Regions from separate parts of the Homo sapiens genome. Here region 2 is linked to region 1. Evidence: chromatin loops called from intact Hi-C (ENCODE). Cell type or tissue: heart left ventricle. All regions are shown on one strand. Links, peaks and the distances in the headings refer to the core of each region. The heading gives the core; the rest is flanking DNA. Region 1 overlaps LRRFIP2 (LRR binding FLII interacting protein 2). Region 2 overlaps MLH1 (mutL homolog 1).

Region 1 (11,519 bases), core at 1,459-9,458:
TAACACTTTGGACTTGAAATTCTGAAAGATCAGAAATTCCTTACTGTTTGAGATGATTAGGTTTTAGGGACTAGCCATTTTATCTCACATGACTCAGGCCTTAATGCTCCATTGCTAATAGCTAAATGTGGAAAAGTTTAGAATTACATTTAATTTAGTCAACTGTTAGGCTGCAATCATTTTTTTTTAAAAATCTGCTTATGGCATTATTCGAGATAACTTGACCAACTCTAAAATATATATGTAATTACTTCTAGATGTAAGTAGTTTTTCATATTAACAACACAATCAGGCTCTGTTTCAGTTAGTTCTTAGAGTGGTGAAAAAAAATCTTTACAGTAAGTGCAAAATTATAATCCAAGTATTTTTAGAATCATATACTGTCTTAAAATACATCAGTGATAATGTTAACACTTCTTCCTACCTGCATAAACTGATGATCACAATGAAAAAATAGATTAATGTCTTTTTTTAATGCTGAACTCAAGTTCTCTTTGTTAAGTATACTTGCACATTTTTATCTTGGTATATTGAACTCTCTTGGTCTTATACAGACCATTCCAAGTGGTCTGACATACATACGCCTGATAAAATAGGAACATTGCCAAGATTATTTCTACTTTCTTTCCAACCAAAGAATGTGACCGCCCCACACATACACACCATGGAATACTATGCAGGCATAAAAAAGGATGAGTTCATGTCCTTTGTAGGGACATGGATGAAGCTGGAAACCATCATTCTCAGCAAACTGTCGCAAGGACAAAAAACCAAACGCCGCGTGTTCTCACTCATAGGTGGGAATTGAACAATGAGAACACTTGGACACAGGAAGGGGAACATCACACATAGGGCTTGTTGTGGGGTGGGGGGAGGGGGGAGGGATAGCATTAGGAGATATACCTAATGTAAATAATGAGTTAATGGGTGCAGCACACCAACATGGCACATGTATACATATGTTACAAACCTGCACGTTGTGCACATGTACCATAGAACTTAAAGTATAATTAAAAAAAAAAAGAAAGAAAACTAGTACTGCTATATTGAAACTTACACACACACACACACACACACACACACACACACACACACACACACGAATGTGGCTGCCCCTAAGATAAGTTATCCAAACCTGCCTGCTCTCAGGAGTTGTTGCTGTGCTGTTAACTGACTGCTCTTTGCTCAGTTGTTCTGATAAACAACTGTCTATTCAGTGATTAACTCTCCATGTACTTTCTCCTTTCCCAGGAAGATTCGGAAAGGGCCAGGTATTCCCACCGGTCCAGTCACCATCGTCCTTATCTGGTTTGTAATAACCTATACACTTGCCTCTAATACTTTTCCTCATTAGCTTAATGTAATCACTCACAAACTTTTACTGTGTTTATTTTCATTTTTATCAGGGAGTTGAGGATGCATTGTCCATTCGAAGTGTTGGCAGTCACAGGGTTGGTATTTTAACTTGTCTACACAATACAAAGCTTACGTGTGAGCTTTCTTCAATAATGTTGCCTAAACAATCTGACAATGTTCCTGTATTTCTTTGCGTTTTTAAAAGAAGTATAAAATATTGGCAAAGACCTTTCATTGGAAAATGATGCTTTCTTTCAAATTATTGTCATAAGTAAATCAACTCTAAAATCATGAATACTTTAATCTATTAACATGGGTCCAATCTCTTTTTCTATAGAAGGACCTTTGATTTTGGAAAAGTATCACAAAATAATTAAGATTGATCTTGTAGAATAACATTTGTTTGGTTCTAACTTTCAGACTTTCCCTACTTTCATATCTTAAAAAATGACAATTAAATGCAAAATAGCTTTGGGGCTTGGATGATTAATTGTAATTTTATTATGTGGAAAATTTGAACAACTGATTTGAAAAGTTCTCTGAATATGTATAGGAATTATCATGCTTTGACATTTTGATTAACATTTTATAGAATGCCCCAGGTTGTTTTTTGCATGGATTGTTATAAGTCAGGAGGAAGGAGAAGTTGCTCCTTAAAAACCCTTGTATTATGCCAAGACCCTAATTTCTGTCTTAAAAAAGTATGCTTTACACCTTAAAGCAGCACTTTTATTTTGCACATTGATAATGCTGTATGTATACTTTCTTTTTTTCCATTTTATTTTATTTAAAATTTTTTTTATTTTAATAGCTTTTAGGGTACAATTGCATTTTGGTTACAATGCTGTATGTATACTTCCATGTAGTTTTCTTAATCAGTAAAATGATCTTTCATGTTAAAGTCTCTATTTGTTAGTTTTCCCTGACTGTAATTTTCTTTCTACCTTGTATAAATGATAAAAATAGACTCTAATAAACTGAGTGTGCTCTGGCATACTAGTTATTGACATGTTTATATTCACAAATATAAACTCCAGGCTGGCTGTTTTTCTTGGTGAATGTTCTCCAGGCTGGTTATTTTTCTTGGTGAATGTAATGTACTGTCTTTTTAGAGTAAGTTACTAAGCTGGTTACTAAATCAGGAATATTTTAGTTATAAAACTTTAGATTTTTAAGAATATTGGCCAGGCACGGTGGCTCACACCTGTAATCCCAGCACGTTGGGAGGCCAAGGCGGGTGGATCACCTGAGATCGGGAGTTCAAGACCAGCCTGGCTAACATGGTGAAACCTGTCTCTACTGAAAATACAAAATTAGCCGGGTGTGGTGGCGCATGCCTGTAATCCCAGTTACTTGGGAGGCTGAAACAGGAGAATTGCTTGAACCTGGAAGGCGGAGGTTGCCGTGAGCCAAGATTCGCCATTGCACTCCAGCCTAGGCAACAAGAGCAAAACTCCATCTCAAAAAAAAAAAAAAAAAAAGAATATTAACAGATCTTTACAGAAATCTAAGATAATTGGCAGCTTATAAATGATTTTACAGTAGAAAAATTTTAATAGTGAATTCATCATACTTCTCCCTGGAGATATAGTACTTTGTTTTTTTCTCTTTAAATATTTTGAAAAGGCCGGGAGCGGTGGCTCACATCTGTAATCCCAGCACTTTGGGACACTGAGGCGAGCAGATCACCTGAGGTTCAGAGTTCCAGACCAACCTGGCCAACATGGCAAAAACCCCTGTCTCTACTAAAAATACAAAAATTAGCCAGGTGTAGTGGCTCACGCCTGTAATCCCAGCTACTTGGGAGGCTGAGGCATGAGAATCAGTTGGATCCGTGGGCGGAGGTTGCAGTGAGCTGAGATCGTGCCACCGCACTCCAGCCTGGGTGACAGAGTGATACTCTGTCTCAAAATAAAAATTAAAATAAATATTTTGTAAAGAATCATGCAGGGAGTCAGTCAATAAAAGCTTTAAAGTTAAGTCTCAAAGGCTGTGAAAATAATCCTCTTCTTGTATTTATGGCTTTTTCATTTGCTTTTCATTATAATGTTCGCAGTGTGTATTTTCACACAGTTGTTATTAAGCCGGTTATTTATAAATTTGTATGTGGCCTTAGGAAATTTGATTATATATTTGTTTAACTTAAAGGTAGAACCAGCAAAATTTGAACATTTGGGGGCCTTTAAAACAAATCTGCAAACAAAAAAGGAATCTGCAGTTAAACCGATAATAACTATATACCAGAATGTATATAATCAGGATGATTTTATTTTTATGGCATTTGTATCATTAAACAAATTTAAGATATAACTCCAGTATTTAATTTCATTATGTTGATTTTGAAAATTTGTTACTATGGGATAGAATAAAACTCCCAGTATTTAAAAACGTCAATGTATAAATGTAAAAATTAATAAAAGTTTTACATCCTAGAGGAGATTCTAGTACATTACTCTCTGTGAGTGCACATCTAACACAGTTTAAATGTTTAGACTTTCCTGGAAACAAGTCTGAAGGCTCACTACTAATTTCATTTAAAAGAAATATAATTGAGATAAAACTTTTTCTGTTTTACCCAAATAATATTGTGAGTTCTAAGTTTTCATCAAATTATTTGCTTTTAAAATAATTTTTCCATTAAGCTGAATTGTTAGACAACTTTTGTCCTCTGTAGATGGCCTAAACACTGACCTAAATTTCCTTGTGGTTTGCTATATAATTTTGGAGTTATGCATTTCTCAGCCAGTTATTTTTAAAAACTTAAGGCCGTGTACTAAGAGGTCTAATACTTTTTGAACGTAGTATTTGATGTTTGAACATTAGCAGTACCTGAATGTGAGGTGGATATATTTATGGTCTTATGCTGCATTCTTAGGACTTTAGGTTTCTCCTTTTGTCCAATTAACTTTCATATACTATCTTTTTGAAAGGTGGCTTACCAGAAGCTATATGGGCTGGAAATGTTGGTGTCAGTGCTATAGACATTATGTATAAAAATAAAAACAGCAAAGGTAGTTCAAGACTGTGAATGGTAGGATTGGGGGAGGGAAGATTAAATCAAAGTTAGGAATTTAGAATTGAAACAATCTGTGTCTATTAGTTTTGTATAATGATTGGATTATTAATAGTGCAGAACATTAGTAGCTGCTTGGTCATTGCTTTATACATTGAAATACAAGAAGACAGTAAGGTAAAGATCCAAAATTAGAAAATGAAGTGATCTTGGCCAGGCACGGTGGCTCACGCCTTTCATCCCAGCACTTTGGGAGGCTGATGCAGCAGAATCACCCAGGAGTTTGAGATCAGCCTGGGCAAAGTAGTGAGACCTTGTATCTACTAAAAATAAATAAATACAAATAAAATAAATTAGCTGGGTGTGGTGCTGCATGCCTGTGGTCTCAGCCAGTTGGGAGGCTGAGGTGGGAGCTGTCCGGGAAGTCGAGGCTGCAGTGAGCGTTGATTGTGCCACAGCATAAAAACGAAGAAAAAGTGATCTTGATTGAATCAGAGCAGTAGGGATACATTGCCTTTTCTCATTGGTGGAGATTTTTACTGTTGCATGTATTTAGTTACTATTTATATACCAGTAGCCTTGGTATAATTTTAATGAATTTAATTTTTAAAATATACTTACAATTTTGTGTTTTATTATTTACTATTACACTGTTTAATTCTATTGAAGAACCCATCAAAGGATATAACTGGGACACTTTGGAGTAGAGCCAGTACACCCAAAAGGAAAGACACTATGGTGTGTAGCCCAGGAAAATGTGTGGTATTAGTGTTATGCATTCACTTTTGACTTTCAGTGTCCTTGATATTTGAGTAATAGGTACATTCTAATAGAGATTGACACTTGCTGAACTTTGTTCACTGTATGTACTTTCTTTCTAGTTTGTTTCCTAATGAAAACTTTCAGGCAAGTTTGACAGTTAAAATTTCTTTAAAAGATTACAATAGCAAATTTTGGATTTTTTTTTAACTTTTAAAGTTAAAAAAAATTTTCTTTTTTCTCTATGGTTATAGCATCAAAAATTTGGAAATGAGCCCTTACTATTTTCACTTTTACCTCCTTTGATGAATCTTTCTTTTCTTTACAACAATATAAAGGCCAACTTTTACTTATTGGGGTGACTTTTTTTGTTTGCCCATTGTTCTAGTAGAAATTGGTATGCCCAAATTATGGATTTTCCTACCAGATAGATTCAACATTTTTTTTTAAACCAGCTGAATTCTACATTATATTTTGGAAAAGGAAAATTGAAACAGGTTATTTCCAGTTTGGCTTGTTAAATCCTATGCCTGTGTAAAATGCCACTGGTGCTATAGAGAGGATGATAAGAGGAAAGACAGCTACTCTTTTCCATGAACTTACCTTATTTGGAGGATGGAATAGCTTATCTGCTAGAATGTGTGACTTGAGTAATATGTTTTGGTCATGGAGGTTTTTTTTTTTTTTTTAAACAAAAGGGTTAGATTTTTTTTAATTTAGAAATTTCTATAGAGAAGCAACTTTATTTTTGGGGAAGTGTCTCTCCATGGTAAGTGACATTTTACTACTACACAGTTTAAATGCATACTATTACGCATTTTAGAAAATTTTGTAACAAGATTTTGTTACACATGCAATAATAATATTTTTTATTGTGTTTTCTGTTAGTTTCAGGATAATATAAGAAAAGCATGCGGTACAGATATTTTGCTCCAATAAAATTGGTATTTATTACAATAACATTTTCAATGAATTTATACCAGTGGTAAAATGGTACCACTTAGTCTGATACTTATGGAATTTATTTTTTGAGGTTTCTGCAATGTTTTTTGTAAATGACCATTTCATTAGGCATGAATGGAAGGGCTTTATTCTGACTGAACTATTATTTTAATGTCTTATTAGAACTAGATTATATACTTTGATTTTCTAATATATTTTAAGCTTTTTAAAAATTGTGATCTCTACAACAAGAAATACATTTTACACCATAAGTCAGTATACACATGAAGATTCATGCATGTGGATTTGTATATATGTAAAAGTATAGAAAATACATTATTGAAACAAAAGTTTCACAAAATAATATTTGCACTTACTTTGCACAACACCCTCTAATATTTTCTCTTCTAGTTTAGTTTTTAAAATGCTGGTTGAGGGCAGGGTACGGTGGCCTCTGCCTGTAATCCCAGCCCTTTGGAAGGCTGAGGTAGGAGAATTGCTTGAGCCCAGGAGTTCAAGACCAACCTGGGCAACATAGCAAGACCCCATCTCCTAAAATTAAAAAAAAAAAAATTAGGTAAGTATGGTGGCATGTTCCTGTAGTTCTGTAGTTCCAGGTACTTGGGAGCCTGAAGTGGGAGGATCACTTGAACCCAGGAGTTCGATGTTGCGGTGAACTATGATCAAGCTATTGTACTCCAACCTGGGCAAAAGAGTGAAACCCTGTCTCAAAAAAAGCTGGTTGACCCTACTAAGTTGATTTTATGAACTACTGATGAATTGCAACCTATCCTTATGAAAACGTTACTTTAGATTGGGTTTTTGAATAGTATTGCTTAAAATTTTAAATGAATATAAGAGTTGGAAAAGAAAGATATTTTTATCAAACAATTAGTATTTAAACTACCTGAGGAACTTGTTCATTGCTTTTATTTGTTTTGTATATGACTTTCTGGGTAGACAGCTTAAAAATATAAACTAGAATGCTTAAGAAACGATGTGTGAAAACCATAAATCTATGTAGTTACTATTTAGTTTTTCTTCCCTGGATTTGAAATGTGGTATTACATATCTTACTTTTAAAAAGGATCCTACATGAAATGTGGGTGTTCTGGTCTTACGAGTTTTGTATATTTTTCTTTGATTTATATTCAGTGTCACACCTGTATGTATACTGTGCAGTTCACACATTGACCAGATTTCTCAAAATGAGAAATCGGCATTTTCTTGAGGAAGGACATTCTTAGGTGTTTGTTCACAAGCAGATCCAAGGGAATGTTCCCCATCTTGGTGCTGCAATTGTTCTTTTGTAAGCTTGACCATGCTTGTTATGTCAGCTTGCCTCATTGCCTGTTCATCCTTTGCTTTTGCCATTTTTCAAACAATAGGAAATGATGTTAAAAGTGATAATAATTTTCTTAAAAAGCATTTTTGACTTTAGAATGCTTAATTCTTGTATTTAAAGGCTCCCTTAGGATGTTTTGTGCTATAGTGTACTGAGATTGAATCATATCACTATTACTGATTATGAATTTTGTTGTTTAAAAGAAAAATAAACATACAGTTTTGAATATACATACAGTTTAGCAATACTTTATACTAGGAAAAAGTAGGAGGAAGAATATTTTTTAATTCAACTGGATTAGCTTTCATGTTTAATAATTTTTTATTTTAAAATAGTGCTGGATTTTTAAAATAACCTCAAATATTACTTCTTCTCTTCTTTATATTTCTGAATTTGGAAACAAACCAACTTTCATGTTTTGCTGAAACCCAGTATGATATGTTCAAGGATAGATCATCAAGACTTTCATCATTAGTATGTAGCACATGACTTTGTGTTATATGTGGAATTTTACTTTATAAACATCTGTTGATGCTAATTATAGAATATGACTAACTTTCATGGCTTTGTTATGAACTTTTGGGGAAAATGTGTGACTAACAAAGCAAAAAGCTAATGTTTTGTGGTTGTGGCATGAATAGTAATTTTTTTCTTTAGGATTTCAGAATTAGACACAAGTTATTCTTATCTATTGAGGACTAGGATTGGTAGTAATATCTTTTTTTTTTTTTTAATTTTAAAGATGGGGTCCCTCTCTGTCAACCAGGCTGGAGTGCAGTGGTGCAATCATAGCTTACTGACTGCAACCTTGAACTCCTGGATTCAAGGGATCCTCCCACCTCAGCCTTCTGAGTAGCGAGTACTATAAACATGTGCCACCATGCCCAGCTAATTGTTTTATTTTTTTTGTAGAGATGGGGTTTTGCTATGCTGTCCAGGCTGGTCTCGAACTTTTGGTCTCAAGTGATCCTCCCACCTTGGCCTCCCAAAGTGATGGGATTACATATGTGAGCCATCATGCCCAGCTGGTAGTAATATATCTTTTCTTAAAATGATGAGCCACCCACCTAACATATACTCATTGTCATTCTAACACTGTTAGAAACTTGTCTTCATGTTGAGCACAAGCCCAAATTGTGTTTTATGTCATATGTCACAAAGCTGGCAGGTGTGAAGTTGCTAGATAGAAAACATCCAGTAGTGTTAGAGGACACCTAAGACATCAGTTATGTCCAAACATTTTGGTTTGATTTGGTTAGTTTTTTATGGTATGTCATTAACCAAGGAATTTAAGTTATAGCTTGTTTTTCTTGGGTTAATATTTTGTCAATAGGTTGCCTGAGTTTCTAAATTACATAGACATCTCTTAAAATATTCAGAGTAATGTATAAAAAGATGCATATTCAAAAAAAAAAAAGTAAAATGAGTTTTTAATCATTGATTGGGAATACAGCTATATATATGTGAGATGGTTTACCTAGAGCAGTCTGTTGCCTTTGGCTCTTGATAGGTAGGGCACTTCTAGCCACACTCTCTTATTTCAGGCAAGTAGTACGTACCTAGATTAGATTTCTTATCTACCAATTTACCTATTTAGTAGTATTGCTAGCCTTAATTTCCCCATATGTACTTGGCTGTGTACTCCTAGGAAAAGTTAGGTATTGAGACAATCCTGTCTTCAAGGGACCCTTTTATAAGGTGACCATTTATGGTATGCTGGGCAATCCATACCATGTTGGTTGTTTTCCTCCTGAGCATTACATACTGTGGATTCACTAATTTGGGTTAAGAGTACTGTCTGGGACAGTTTAATGTCATGTTCTTTGTTCTCTCAGTCCTGTTTTAATTGTTCCAAAAGATTGCTTTTTGACCTTTAGGTAAGGAAGACTATAGAAGGAAATGAATTATCTTGTTACCTATACCCTTAGCCAGGAGTGGTGTCTCATGCCTGTAATCCCAGCATTTCAGGAGGTTGAGGCAGGAGGATCACTTGAGGCCAAGAGTTCAAGACCATCCTGGACAACATAGCAAGACATTGTCTCTACCTGTTCCCCCAACCCCAAATTAGCTGGGTGTAGTGGTACATGCCTGTGGTCCTACCTACTCAGGAGACTGTGGCAGGAGTCCAGGAGTTCTAGGCTGCAGTGAGCCATGATTGTACCACTATACCCCTGTCTGGGTGACAGAGTGAGACCCTGTTTCTATTGAAAAAGAAAAAAAAGAAGTCAGAGGGACTCAAGTGTGGTGTGAAGGTCTCCACAAATATTCTGCCTGGTTCTTAGTTCTAATCAAGTTTTCTTTAGCTGGCCAGACACACAGATGCTTGGCACAGAGGGAGGTGAGGGAGGAATGCAGATGTGTAGAGAGGCCAGGTAGACTAGCTAGTAAAGTGCAGTGAATTGTTTACTAACCTTTGGGAAATAAATTGCATGTAAACTATTGTGTATCTCATATAGACCTTTGTGTATATAATTTGAAGATGAATTTTATTATTTTCATAACTTCGCTATGCAATCATTGAAGTTAACTTGGAATATTTACTTCCAGAATCATTCTTACAGTCACTCTCATGGAATGAAGAAGAGGTCTTCTGATTCTCATAAAGACCTACTGGTTAGTTCTGTTGTCTCTCATATCACAATTCACGAAGTACTGTTAGGAACTTAAGGATTATGATTGCTTTGGTGTGCTACTAGGACATTATTGAAACTTGATAATCTGCTGAAACATGATTTATCAGAAATTTAAAAATAATTTTGTTTTCATTTGCAAGTTTTAGTATTAACATATGCAAACCCTAGCAGCCAGAGTTAGTACTATATCACAAGAAGCTCATTAACAAGTATTTTCATTTATTAATTGTCCTTTGGAATATACCTCAAGAATAGGTTTAGTAAGATTCTCATCCTTATTTTAGGAATTTGAATTGATTTAGTTGTGGTATTATGGGCCGTAACTAAACTCACAAATAGGTTTCATTCTAAAAGTTTGTGTTTTGGGAACTTGGAATGCATTTTCTAGTTTCTTCAATAAATATGTAATGGCAAAGTTTCCATACTAGCTTGCTGAAAACTCTTTAACCTATAATGTAATTAAACTGCAGAATTAATATACTCTTTATTCTAGTCACTTTGTGAAACAACACTTCTTTTTTCTTTTTCTTTTTTTCTTTTCTTTTTTTTTTTCTTTTTTTGAGATGGAGTCTCGCTCTGTCTCCCAGGCTGGAGTGCATGGCGCGATCTCGGCTCACTGCAACCTCCACCTCCCAGGTTCAAGCGATTCTCCTGCCTCAGCCTCCCAAGTAGCTGGGATTACAGGCATGTGCCACTCTTCCTGGCTAATTTTTGTATTTTTGTAGAGATGGGGTTTTGCCAGGTGATCTGCCCGCCTCTGCCTCCCGAAGTTCTGGGATTACAGGCATGAGCCACAGTGCCCGGCTGCTAAACAAATTTCTGTGAGGAAAATAATGTCTCCAGAATGCCCACTTGGTACATTGGAAACACCCATTTCCTGTTAGGCTGCAACAGTACTGGCAAAGGAAGTGCAGTCCCAACTCCTTGCTAATTCAGGGTTCCCATGGGTTGAACGGGGAGAGGGTTGGAAGGCTTTGGTTGGTACAAGGGAGGAGAGAAGGGAGAATGTAATGGGGAGGAAATTAACGAGAGGCCCTGGAAGGTAGGGTCTTGGGATCTCTGGGGAGAGGTGAGCCTTAGGTGCCTAGTTGAGGGTGTGAGTGGGGAGTGAGGAGCGGTGTGGGAAGGCAGGGCTAGGGGTGGTAGGGATGGGGTGGGAGTAGGGATGTCCTCAACTCCACTGTCAACACTGATGGAGTCTTTAAGTCAGAGATTGCCTAAATTTGCTTAACCTTGAGTAAAAAAGTTGGCTAGAGAAGTTGGGAAGGGAATTTTATAGATGGTTTTCTCTCCCTCAATTAGCTATAATGTGTACTATTGTTTATTTTGTACATTGTATAAATGAACCTGCCGTAAGTGTTTTAGATCAAACCATATTTATCGTACTCTCTCTTTCATTTTGGTAACTTAATTTGTCAGTTTATTTTGACAAGTAATGGGACTAGGAAATGTTTGGAACCAAATACATAGC
Region 2 (11,519 bases), core at 3,520-11,519, 65 kb after region 1:
CCTCTGGAGTAGTTGGGACTACATGCGCGTGCCACCATGCCCCACTAATTTTTGTAGTTTTAGTAGAGATGGGGTTTCACCATGTTGGCCAGGATGGCCTCGATCTCTTGACCTTGTGATCCGCCCGCCTCAGCTTCCCAAAGTGCTGGGATTACAGGCGTGAGCCACCGTGCCCAGCCCCAATTATTTTTACATACAGGATGTTTTCTAAGTAAGAAAATTTAACCTATGTCTAAAAGTAAACAACAAAAAACTGCTCATGGAATCTTCCATTTTAAGAAATAATCTCTTGAATATACCCTATCAGTTAACTGTTTATATTTTTGTTTTATTTTTTTTAGAGATGAGGTCTCACTGTGTTGCCCAGGTCGGTCTCAAACTCCTGGGCTCATGTGATCCTCATGCCTCAGCCTCCCAAGTAGCCTGATACATAGGTACATGCCACTATGCCTGGCTAGAATTTTCCATTTTAAATAAAAGTAACAAAAAATACCCCAAAGATGTACTGTTCCATAAGCAGACACAAATTTAAAATATGGCTATTTTCTACTGGGACACCTGGTCCTGGGGCTTGCTCTTTTCGATGTTTGTTCGTAGCTTATCTTTAGCACCTAGGACGATGTGTGTCTCCTATTAGGCACTCAAGAAAATAGGTTTTGAATGAATGTGGCTGATACGATAAGGGTCTGCTTTGTTCTATGATGTGACCATAGAATAAGCATCGGCTTCATTTGAGAGATTGGATCTTGCTGATGAACCTTTATTTTCATTTCAGATTAGAAAACTGAAGCTTCAGTTAGAGGAGGAACGACAGAAATGCTCCAGGAATGATGGCACAGTGGGTGACCTGGCAGGACTGCAGAATGGCTCAGACTTGCAGTTCATCGAAATGCAGAGTAGGTACCAGGGGACAGGCCAGTCCCAGTCTGTATATAGACTGTGTCCCAGGGGTGGGTTTGTCAGCAGGTTGCTGGTATCTTGTAATACACTTTTCTTTTTTTTTTTTTTTTGAGATGGGAGTCTCACTCTGTCACCCAGGTCAGAGTGCAGTGGTGCAATCTCCGTTCACTGCAGCCTCTGCCTCCTGGGTTCAAGTAATTCTCCTGCCTCAGCCTCCTGAGTAGCTGGGATTATAGGCGCCTGCCACCATGCCCGGCTAGTTTTTTATGTTTTTAGCAGAGACAGAGTTTCACCATAGTTACCAGGCTGGTCTCGAACTCCTGGCCTCAGGTGATCTGCCCACCTCAGCCTCCCAGAGTGCTGGGATTACAGGCGTGAGCCACCGCGCCTGGCCGTTAATATGCTTTTCTTAAGAAGAGCTATGCTGCAAAAATTGGTTAGTCCTTGGCTAGTCCAGAAAAACAGTCCTAGTCAGCAATATAGCTGAATAGAGGCTCCACTAGCCTGTGTGCTTCAGGGGATAATGAGGTTTATTGCTCTTACCCTTTCTGGATAAAGTGATTTCTAGGAACTTTTTGCACACAGTGAAATGCCTTTTGACAACCTGGCACTGTCCTTTTCCACATCCATTTGTCATCTTTAAGCTCCCATACAGCAAGCACCCTTCCCCATTAAAGTTTTTTCTCTGGAATTTGTCTTGGATAATTGGACGAATCTATTTGGAACTACTTCACACTAAATTGAGTAGTTTCAGAATTTTCCTAGAAGTATTTTGTTAATCCAAGTTTATCTTTATTAGATGAAATTTAAAATAAGTCCACAAAATAAAGTCTATTCTATTCATTTTACCCGAATTATTCCAGTTTTTCTCATTTTTCTACTTCTGACCTCATAATAAAATGATCACTGCAGTCACACTAATTCCCATAGTAGGAAGATTTCAGCAGGAATTTGTAGTTAGCCTTTGTTAGTGATTATGTGTAATTCTCGGACAGAGGAGATTTTCATTTTTCCAATAAGAATAGTGACTTTTCTGATAACTAATATTAAAATCTTGTTTATTCCATGGACTTTTCATCTAAACCTTCTGAGATAGGCTGCCAAGAAAAGACATGTTGGGGCCAGGCGTGGTGGCCCGCACCCATAATCCCAGCATTTGGAGAGGCTGAGGTGGTGGATTGCTTGAGCTCAGAAGTTTGAGACCAGCCTGGGCAATGTGGTGAAAACCCGTCTCTTCAAAAAAAAAAAAAAGAGAAAAGACTTTTTGGGTTAAGGCTTATTAATACTAACTTTTGATATTGGTATTATCTTTTCTGTTGGACATCAGTTAGGACACTTGTGACATTTCCTGGTGAATATTTTGTTCAAGAATGTCATTTTGGTGTTGGCGGTAGATGAGAACAGGGACATGGGAAAAGGCAGGCTGACTAGTTAGGAAGCTACTACAGTGGTGAGCCTGAACCAGTTCAGTAGCTGTCAGCAGTCTTAGAGAGAGGGTAGGGAATAGATCTGAGAGATTGTCCTTAAGCAGCAAATTTAAAAGGAAACAGATTTAGGGGGAATGGGCTGGCATTTATGTGTGAATACTTCCTAGAGTAGGTAGGTTGTTGTATAGCTGGTATTTGCAGAAGGTAAAGTACCCAGGCAGGAGGTGTAGAACAAAGTGAGCTTTGCAGGACTGTGGGAAAGCTGGCAAAGACAAAAGCAAGCAGCTTCCCTGGACCAGAAGGCCAGGAGTGGAGCAACTCTTGGTTCTGGATGGTGCCTTGCCTATTATGAGAGTGTTTTGGAATGGGATTTCAAAACACACATGAAGTTACTGAGATAAGAGACTTAAACTTTTGAAAACAGGAAGGGAAAGGTGGTTTGGAGAGTGAGAAGGAAGAAGTACATTTGGATAATCAATAGATTGCTGAGGATAACAATTTAAAAATCAGATCCTGAAGCTTGTTTTAGGGCTCAGAAATAGGAATACTTCTCTTTCACTACCAGATATGGCTTTTGGGGAGATGGTAACCCTGTTCCTTTTAAGGTGACAGTAATTGTCCAATTAGAAAAACCTCTCACCACTTTAGGAGGCTGAGGTGGGTGGATCACGAGGTCAGGAGATCGAGACCATCCTGGCTAACATGGTGAAACCCCGTCTCTACTAAAAATACAAAAATTTAGCCAGGCATGGTGGCGGGTGCCTGTAGTCCCAGCTACTCAGGAGGCTGAGGCAGGAGAATGGCGTGAACCTGGGTGATGGAGCTTGCAGTGAGCCGAGATCGCGCCACTGCACTCTAGCCTGGGCGACAGAGCGAGACTCCATCTCAAAAAAAAAAAAAGAAAAACCTCTCACATTGAAGACTGTATAAGTAATTGTAACCTTGGTCATGTGGAAATGTAGAAAAGTTCTTAAGTTAGATAATCTGAATATTTCCTGTGGTATGTTAGATTTGGTTTATCTTTTGCAAATCTTATTACTGTAATCATGCCAGAGACTGATTTTTGCTAAACTTGGATTCTTGGAGGGATTTTAAAAGTCCCCTGCCATCATTTCTAAACTTTTCATTTTAAGTGATTTACTTCCTAGGTCAGATGTTCATCTAGTAACTTATAGCTCTACCCATAACACATTATCACATTACTGAACAGCATTTATTCCAACATATATTTATTTAGGCATACACTGTGTGCACTTGGCTAGGTACATAGGTAGATTTAGGAAGGCCAAGACAGGGCCCCTCTTCTTGCTTACACATACGATGTTTAAAAAGCATGACAAATGTCATAAAAATGCAAATAAAATACAGCAAGGGAAGGACTTATAATTAAGGGGAGTCATGAAAGAGGTGAAAATTGAGCTTGGCCTTGAAGCAAGTCAGAGGTGGGAGAAAAGGACCCTTACAGTATTGGACAGCAGAAGCAAAACCTGGGAGATGGGAAGGCATGGGGCCGCGTTCAGGGAACTAGAGGGCCCAGTCCCGTGGGCAGGGAGGCTCCACAAGGTTACACACAGGGTTGGTAGGGGCTGCTGCTGAATTGGCAGGGCTCCTTTCTCAAGCCCTGCTCACACATATCATAGGGTAAAGAATTTTCTTCTAACTCTTGCTGCAAGGGATACTGTAGTAACATATATGCTAGAGCATCTTGTAGTATATACAGTCCAGAACCTGGGCTGCTGAAGATGCTGTGGTTGTTGTGTGTGCATTTGTATTTTGTAATTTTTTTTTGGCAGGGGGACGGAGTATCGCTCTGTTGCCAGGCTGGAGTGCAGTGGCGCGATCTTAGCTCACTGCAACCTCTGCCTCCCGGGTTCAAGTGATTCTCCTGCCTCAGCTTCCCGAGTAGCTGGGACTACAGGCCTGTGCCACCACGCCCAGCTAATTTTTATATTTTTAGTAGAGACAGGGTTTCACCATGTTGGCCAGGATGGTCGCCTCTATCTCTTGACCTCATGATCCACCCACCTCGGCCTCCCAAAATGCTGGGATTACAGGCGTGAGTCACCGCGCCCAGCCCTGTATTTTGTAATCTTAAGACTGCATGGTCCTCTCTGTGCCACAGAGGTACTGCCTGATGGCTCATACTGTCATCTCTGACAGGTGAAGATAATTCATTGTCTTCTTCTGTTCTAGGAGATGCCAATAGACAAATTAGCGAATACAAATTTAAGCTTTCAAAAGCAGAACAGGATATAACTACCTTGGAGCAAAGTGTAAGTACTTCTATATGGTACTAAGTTATTTAAATGTCCTTCCTGCATCTAAGTGGCTAACAACCCATGAGTGCCTGGGTTGCCTTTGCAGTTGGATCAATAATAGTTCTGTATTAAAATAGAAAAGCCAGCAGAGAGCACTTGTTGGGACATTTTAGCCTTCTGTTTTCTCTAAAACCATAGGAAACTATAGCTATCAGTTTTTGTAGATATTTCAGGAGAATTCAAGATCATCATTTGTAATAAAATCCCTTACGCATTCCAAAAAGTGTAAGAACTTTTCCATTTAGTGTCTCTTCCTATATTGCTTTGGCACTTAAACAATATGGTCATAATAAAACTTAGCATGGGAAATTGGCCCTAAAATGACTCTACAGCTGTAATCCTCTCTGGGGACATTACTTGATTTATAAATAGCAACTGAGTTCTGAGAGGACTTATGAGTCACCCTTAGGGGACTTGTTAGTAGATTACTTGGCATTTATAATGACATTGTATTTCCATCCTGGCTACCAAAAAGTGGTGACTTCTAGTGCCCAGTACTAGAGGCCTATGTTCTCATACTTACAGATTAGCCGGCTTGAGGGACAGGTTCTGAGATATAAAACTGCTGCTGAGAATGCTGAGAAAGTTGAAGATGAATTGAAAGCAGAAAAACGGAAGCTACAACGAGAGGTACTTCTTTTAATATGTTTCTTGGAGAATACATTCCTAAAAAGAAAAAATCTTCTGGAAATAATTCTTAGCTGTGTAAGAAATTTGATACTTAAGGAAACAGCAGTGGAGTCACTTAACTAATTTGTGTTGGTTTTTGACCTGCATAGTGACTGCCATTTACTTTTATGTTTTGGTCAATTAGATACTAAGTAAAAAGATAGTTTGTATTTTTGCTTCAGATCAGGTCTATTTCTCCAACTTCTATATATCCTTTCTGTGATTAAAACAAATAAACAATCCTCAGTATCATCATTTAACACCTCTAACTGATAGAAAAAATGAGGTTGTGGGTCCTGTGCAAGGCCATCACAGTTAGCAGTGCTTTCATTTCCCAGGAAGTTGAAAATAGAGTAGCACTGGATGTTGTTTCTGACCACATGTAGTGACTGCATTCTCCCTGTCTCCAGTTACGAACAGCACTGGACAAGATTGAGGAGATGGAGATGACCAACAGCCACCTGGCCAAGCGGCTGGAGAAGATGAAGGCCAATAGGACAGCACTTCTGGCCCAGCAGTAGGAAAACCACCCTTCAACCTGGGTGATGCTCCTTGGGGCCCTACCTAGAGGGACTGACTTTTGTCCATTGACACAAACCCCTTTTAGTACTGTTTTGAGTTTTGTCATTAAAACAGCCACCTTTGTATTTTATAATTTATGACAGAATGAAGTCATTTTGAATCTACATGAATGAACACTTTGGATTTTGTTGTAGTTTGATTCTAGGGTAGAACCAGTCCATGCTGTTTTTATTTTTTATCTCCGTAATTGTAGAATCATGTTTACTCAACGTTTTTCCCCAGCTGCCTCAGTAACTGGGCACTCGGAGGCCTTGGCACGGGTTCTGGAGGACAGACAGCAATTCTATGAGTGCTCACTGAGATACTTGCTGGAGACCTCAGAAAACACAAGTGCCTTCTCCACGGTGCAATTCAGACTTCAGTGATCTCCAGTGGTCAAAAGACATTTACCCTTAATATCAGACAACATTTATATTTTAGTGAAGAAACAAGTTCTCGGGTGGGGAATCTATGTTTCACTCAGATTTATATGTTTGGAGGAAAAAAGCCTTTTTTTGTAAAATATTTAAATTTATATAAGAAAATGTTAGAAAAAAATATGGGGAGTGTATATAAAACTTGCTTTATTGCATGGGGCAGGGGAAGTCCAGGCCTAATACTCCTAAAGTAAGAGTTGGGTCCTTTTTTTCTTCAATACAACTGTGCTGTACCTTGTAAAGTATTTTATCTGCTGCTTATTTGTGGAATGAAACCTCAAACAAACCCAAAGGGGGAGGGTAGGGCAGGGCAGGCAGATTGGAAATCTGCCTGCAGATTCTATTAAATACACCCTTTTGCCAACCACAATTGGCTACTGACATGTTCATTTTGTTATAGGAGACTTTAAAACAAATCATGGCAACCACATCCCTCTTCTTTTGTCTCCTTCTCAAGGAAAAACAATCTGGAATGTAGAACTTTTAAAGACTTGAGTTTCACCTTTAGAGGTACCCTGTCCAAGAGGTTTTTTTAAAATCATGGAGTGCAACTACTTTGCAGAATTTATGATTCTCTTTTGCTCTTAGTACCCAGGTGGTTTTATAGAAATGATTATTGTATCTTTAAAGTGCTTACACAGAAAATATATTGGGGGAAAATCTAGTGACTAAAGGCACATAAGATAATAAAACTAGACTTTAAAAAGGTAACTCAAAAGTGAATAAAATCTCTAATATTTGTTCCTTTTTTAATTAGCCCTTCATTTAAAAAATATGGATACCAATCTTCTGAATTGAGATGATTTTCTATACATTTTCTTTCTTTTTTTTTTGAGACAGAGTTTCGCTCAGTCACCCAGGCTGGAGTGCAGTGGCACGATCTCGGCTCACTGCAACCTCTGCCTCCCAGGTTCAGGTGATTCTTCTGCCTCAGCCTCCCGAGGAGCTGGGACTACAGGTGTGCACCACCACACCCGACTGATTTTTGTATTTTTAGTAGAGATGGGGTTTCACCATGTTGGCCAGGCTGGTCTTGAACTCCTGACTTCAAGTGATCTGCCCACCTCAACCTCCCAAAGTGCTGGGATTAGAGGTGTGGGCCACTGTGCCTGGCCTCTTTTTTTTTTTTGAGAGACAGTCTCGTGCTGTCACCCATGCTGGGGTGCAGTGGTATGATCTTGGCTCACTGCAACCTCTGCCTTCCGGGTTCAAGCTTGATTCTCCTGCCTCAGCCCCCCAAGTAGGTGGGATTACAGGTGTCTGCCACCACACCCTGCTAATTTTTGTATTTTTAGTAGAGTTAGGGTTTCACCATGTTGCCCAGGCTGGTCTTGAACTACTGACCACAAGTGATCTGCCTGCCTCAGCCTCCCAAAGTGTTGGGATTACAGGCATGAGCCACCGTGCCTCAGCCTATACATTTACTAATAGTAGCAAGTTGTGTGGTTGGGGGTGGGTAGAAAGGTGTTCTAAAGTGCAGGTTTGTTCTAGAACTCCATCCCAGCTAAAACCAACACACTGTGTGGCCCAGCTCTTGAAGCTCAGAAAACCCCTCTTCCTCTCCACTCAAGATCACCCAGCCTGTGCCCCACCTGGGCTCATGGAACCTCACTTCTGAGATGCCCTGGTCTACTTTATGGAGTTCTTATTGTTCAAAACTGACCTTGCCTATTTTGTGGCACAACAAATACGTCTGTAACATTTTGTCTTCCTAGTCTTTCCAAGTGAAATTGCTCCATTTCTTCATAAGATGAGAGTAGTCTGTTCTTTATCACTGAACTTTCTTCACTGAGTCTTGGAATATGGATTTTACCTTAAAACCACAGACATTCTTCCTTTCTGAGCTGAATGCTCCATTTCTCTAAATGTAGGCAAATATTAAGGAAGTTTATTTTGTCACTCACAGTTTAAATTTATATTTTTACATCATCCTTCAAACAAGATTACCTAGAAACTTCTTTATCTTAAGCTATTAGTACTCATAGTCATTAACAAAGTGGGCTAACTTAAAAACTCATACTTAATGCCGGCCGCAGTGGCTCATGCCTGTAATCCCAGCACTTAACTTTGGGAGGCTGAGGTGGGAGGATCACCTGAGGTCAGGAGTTTGAGACCAGCTTGGCCAGCATCGTGAAACCACATCTCTACTAAAAATACAAAAATTAGCCGGGCGTGGTGGCAGGTGCCTGTAATCCCAGCTACTCAGGAAGCTGAGGCAGGAGAATTGCTTGAACCCGGTAAGCGGAGGTTGCAGTGAGCCAATATCGCGCCACTGCACTCCGGCCTGGGCAACAAAGCAAGACTCCGTCTCAAAACAAAAAAACAAAAACCTCATTATAGATGAAGTAAGGACTATTTTCTTTCTTCAAGTTTTTTTCCTTAATAATTAGCTTTGGTTATTGTAGACACCAGATGATCAAATCAAGCTTTCTCCATGGTCAGTGCCATCAGAGCCTGTGACATGTTCAAGACCTCTTTTTGGCATCTGAACTGACACAATATATACATAATAAAATTAAATAAGAAATTATGTTAAGACACATCTATTTATTTATAATCAATCCACTGTGTATAAAGGAATACTATCAGAAGGCAAGTATAAGTCTTAAGTGCTACCAACACTTATGTTGGTACACTTTGTATATCACACTTTGATACAACACTTTGTATCGGAATACAGAGAAAGAAGAACACATCCCACAGTGCATAAATAACCATATTTAACACCTCTCAAAGACTTTGTATAGATCAGGCAGGTTAGCAAGCTGCAGGATATTTCCATCTTCTGTGAAATGTTTAGGAGGCAGAATGTGTGAGCGCAAGGCTTTATAGACAATGTGTTCCACAGTCCACTTCCAGGAGTTTGGAATGGAGCCAGGCACTTCACTCTGGAAAACACATTAGATGTCATAAGCCTCCCTGTTTGCATCCCAACATACACTGGTGTCCTGGCTGATGGGATGTGCACTGGGTCTGGAAAGACTTGGTGTTATCTAGGGCTTTTGAAGTGGATCTTGTGGGCTAGCCTCTCAGGGGATCCCACAGGCCTGAACACAAGAGGATTTTTTGTTTGTTTGTTTATTTAGAGACAAGGTCTTGCTCTGTCACCCAGGCTGAAGGGCAGTGGTGTGATCATAGCTCTACAGCCTCAAACTCCTGGGCTTAAGCCATCTTCCCACCTCAGCCTCCTAAAATGCTGGGATTACAGGTGTGAGCCACTGTGTCCAGCCAACATGAGGTTTTAAAGGGAGGAAAAGAAGCCACTGCTCTGTGGGACTGTCTCCTGTGGAACCTTTGTTTTCATTCAGGGAGAAAATGGTTTTATTGTAGCAGGAGCTAACATCATGTCTGATCCTGACTGATATTTGGATGGCAACTGTAGGAAGTACCTAACTTACCATTAAAATCGGGTCTGAAAGTAGTTCTAATCCCCAGGGGAGGAATGAAAATATTAATGAGGATTATTTTGCCTCATTATTCCTCTCCTTCTTGTAAGCCTTAGCTGTCTCATGTGTAAGAAAATGTTCTTTCTCAACTGTCCTTCCTCTTCTTGAGGTAAAATTTCTAATCAAATGAGATAGTTTCCACACAGTTTGGTAAGTGTGTTGCCTTCTCCACTGGAGTGAGAAATTCCCTAGAGGCTTTGGCCAACAGGACTAAATCTCTGCCCTCCCACCTACAGACTTGGAATCCTCGAGCATGCCTGACTGGCCTTCAGCCTCCTCATCTGAAACTCGCTCACACTGCTCAGGAGATGACTGTGAGCAATCAGGGGTCATACTCTGATTAAAGTGGGCTACTCTTTGATTCTTAGAATATTTCAACTCTCCCTTCCAACCTCCCCCAAAATATATGTTGATTTGAAAAGCATTATCATCTGACTGGGAAAAGTGACAATGAAACATTAGGAATCCAGGCACCCTTTTTGTGTCAAGCTGACCTGTAAGAGGAGTTATAGAGCCTTGTTTTCCTGGCAGGGCAGTGGTCGGATAAAGAGTAAGGCAAAAGCTAAGAGAGACTGAGGCAACTGACCCAGAATCTGAAGACTGGCTACACACTTCAGAGCTAACAGTGGGAGTATATGGACTCTCCAGCCTTAGACAATCTAACTCAACCTCCCATTTCTCACTGTGATGGCTTGTGTTTTCACATTTGACAATTTCTGAGGTCACTCTGGAGGTATGTTCTACATCAGCAGATGGAAGTAAAAATCATGAATAAAAGCTGACTGTTGTGTTTGAACCTTGTTGGGTACAAAGAAATCCCGAAATTTTAGAGATGGGCAAGTTTCATCTCCTAAAGATTGTATGAGGTCCTGTCCTAGTCCTGGGGTGCCAGTGTGCATCACCACTGTACCTGCTGGCCTGAGAGGGTCGACTCCTCAGATATGTACTGCTTCCGGATGGAATAGAACATAGCGCATTCTTTACTGAGGCTTTCAAAACATTCCTTTTCTTCGTCCCAATTCACCTGGTCCAAAGAAATTCAATACCTCAAAATAGGTACGAATTTAAACATTCTCATTCTAAACGGAGATCACAGACTACTTAAAGCTAAAAAACGAAATGTGATACTTTAGGCGTTAAAACTGTAAATGGGACTGCTGAATATTGCTGGGAATGAATATTAGTGGGGATGAGAGCAGGCCTTCAGCTATCCCACCCTTATCATCTTTATCATTCCAGATCAAAGGGTGGTCATTTGCCCTTTCCCTCCAGCACACATGCATGTACCGAAATGCTTAGTATCTGCTTGATCACTGACCTCAGTGGCTAGTCGAAGAATGAAGATAGGCAGTCCCTCCAAAGGGGGCACATAGTTGTCAATCAGAAGGGGTAATCCAATCAGGTTCCCTTCCTGCTTGCAGGAAAAAGGACAAGGGAACAAGAAATAATGCTGTCATAGTTTAAACAAATCCCATTTCTCCAGTGCTTTCCCAGGCCTTGTGCTCCTATCTGCCACTCTGGGTGACCACGTTACTTGATTGGGCTGGGCACTGGGGGCAGACCTAAACACTTAAAAAAGAGTTTTTCATCCTGACAAACAGCACGGCAGAACAACCTTTTCTTTGGATCTGTTCACGATCCAAAGAACACATCAAGATGGAGAGCCCCAAAAATGAAAGAATAAGAAGAAATGGGAGCAAATGGCATAATCTCATTTATAATGGCCTGCAGGGATTCGGCTCTCCATGTCTGGGTCCTTCA

What was found. A loop is a pair of places that touch in the nucleus more often than their neighbours do. Peaks named below come from ENCODE experiments on the same cell type or tissue, not always from the same donor. Only the 100,000 strongest peaks of a DNase experiment are listed, where the experiment ranks them.
Region 2: a loop joins it to region 1, with 7 times the contacts of the local background. A loop is called at or near these places in 4 of 110 quality-filtered maps.

Annotation. Positions count from the first base shown.
Region 1 is chr3:37,111,424-37,122,942 of GRCh38, reverse strand. LRRFIP2 (LRR binding FLII interacting protein 2) reads left to right here. Exons shown (of 28, transcript NM_006309.4): 5 at 1,252-1,308; 6 at 1,407-1,451; 7 at 7,848-7,889; 8 at 9,963-10,028. Among named protein-coding and RNA genes, the nearest start is that of LRRFIP2, 57 kb to the left of the region's middle. In heart left ventricle, for the core only: no CTCF peak of the experiment used is centred there; no DNase peak of the experiment used is centred there.
Region 2 is chr3:37,048,167-37,059,685 of GRCh38, reverse strand. MLH1 (mutL homolog 1) reads right to left here. Exons shown (of 19, transcript NM_000249.4): 17 at 11,077-11,169; 18 at 10,669-10,782; 19 at 8,840-9,200. The coding sequence ends at 9,033. It overlaps LRRFIP2 (LRR binding FLII interacting protein 2), which reads left to right. Exons shown (of 28, transcript NM_006309.4): 25 at 776-896; 26 at 4,521-4,600; 27 at 5,171-5,275; 28 at 5,725-7,060. The coding sequence ends at 5,835. Among named protein-coding and RNA genes, the nearest start is that of MLH1, 60 kb to the right of the region's middle. In heart left ventricle, for the core only: no CTCF peak of the experiment used is centred there; no DNase peak of the experiment used is centred there; H3K27ac peaks cover 6,883 bases.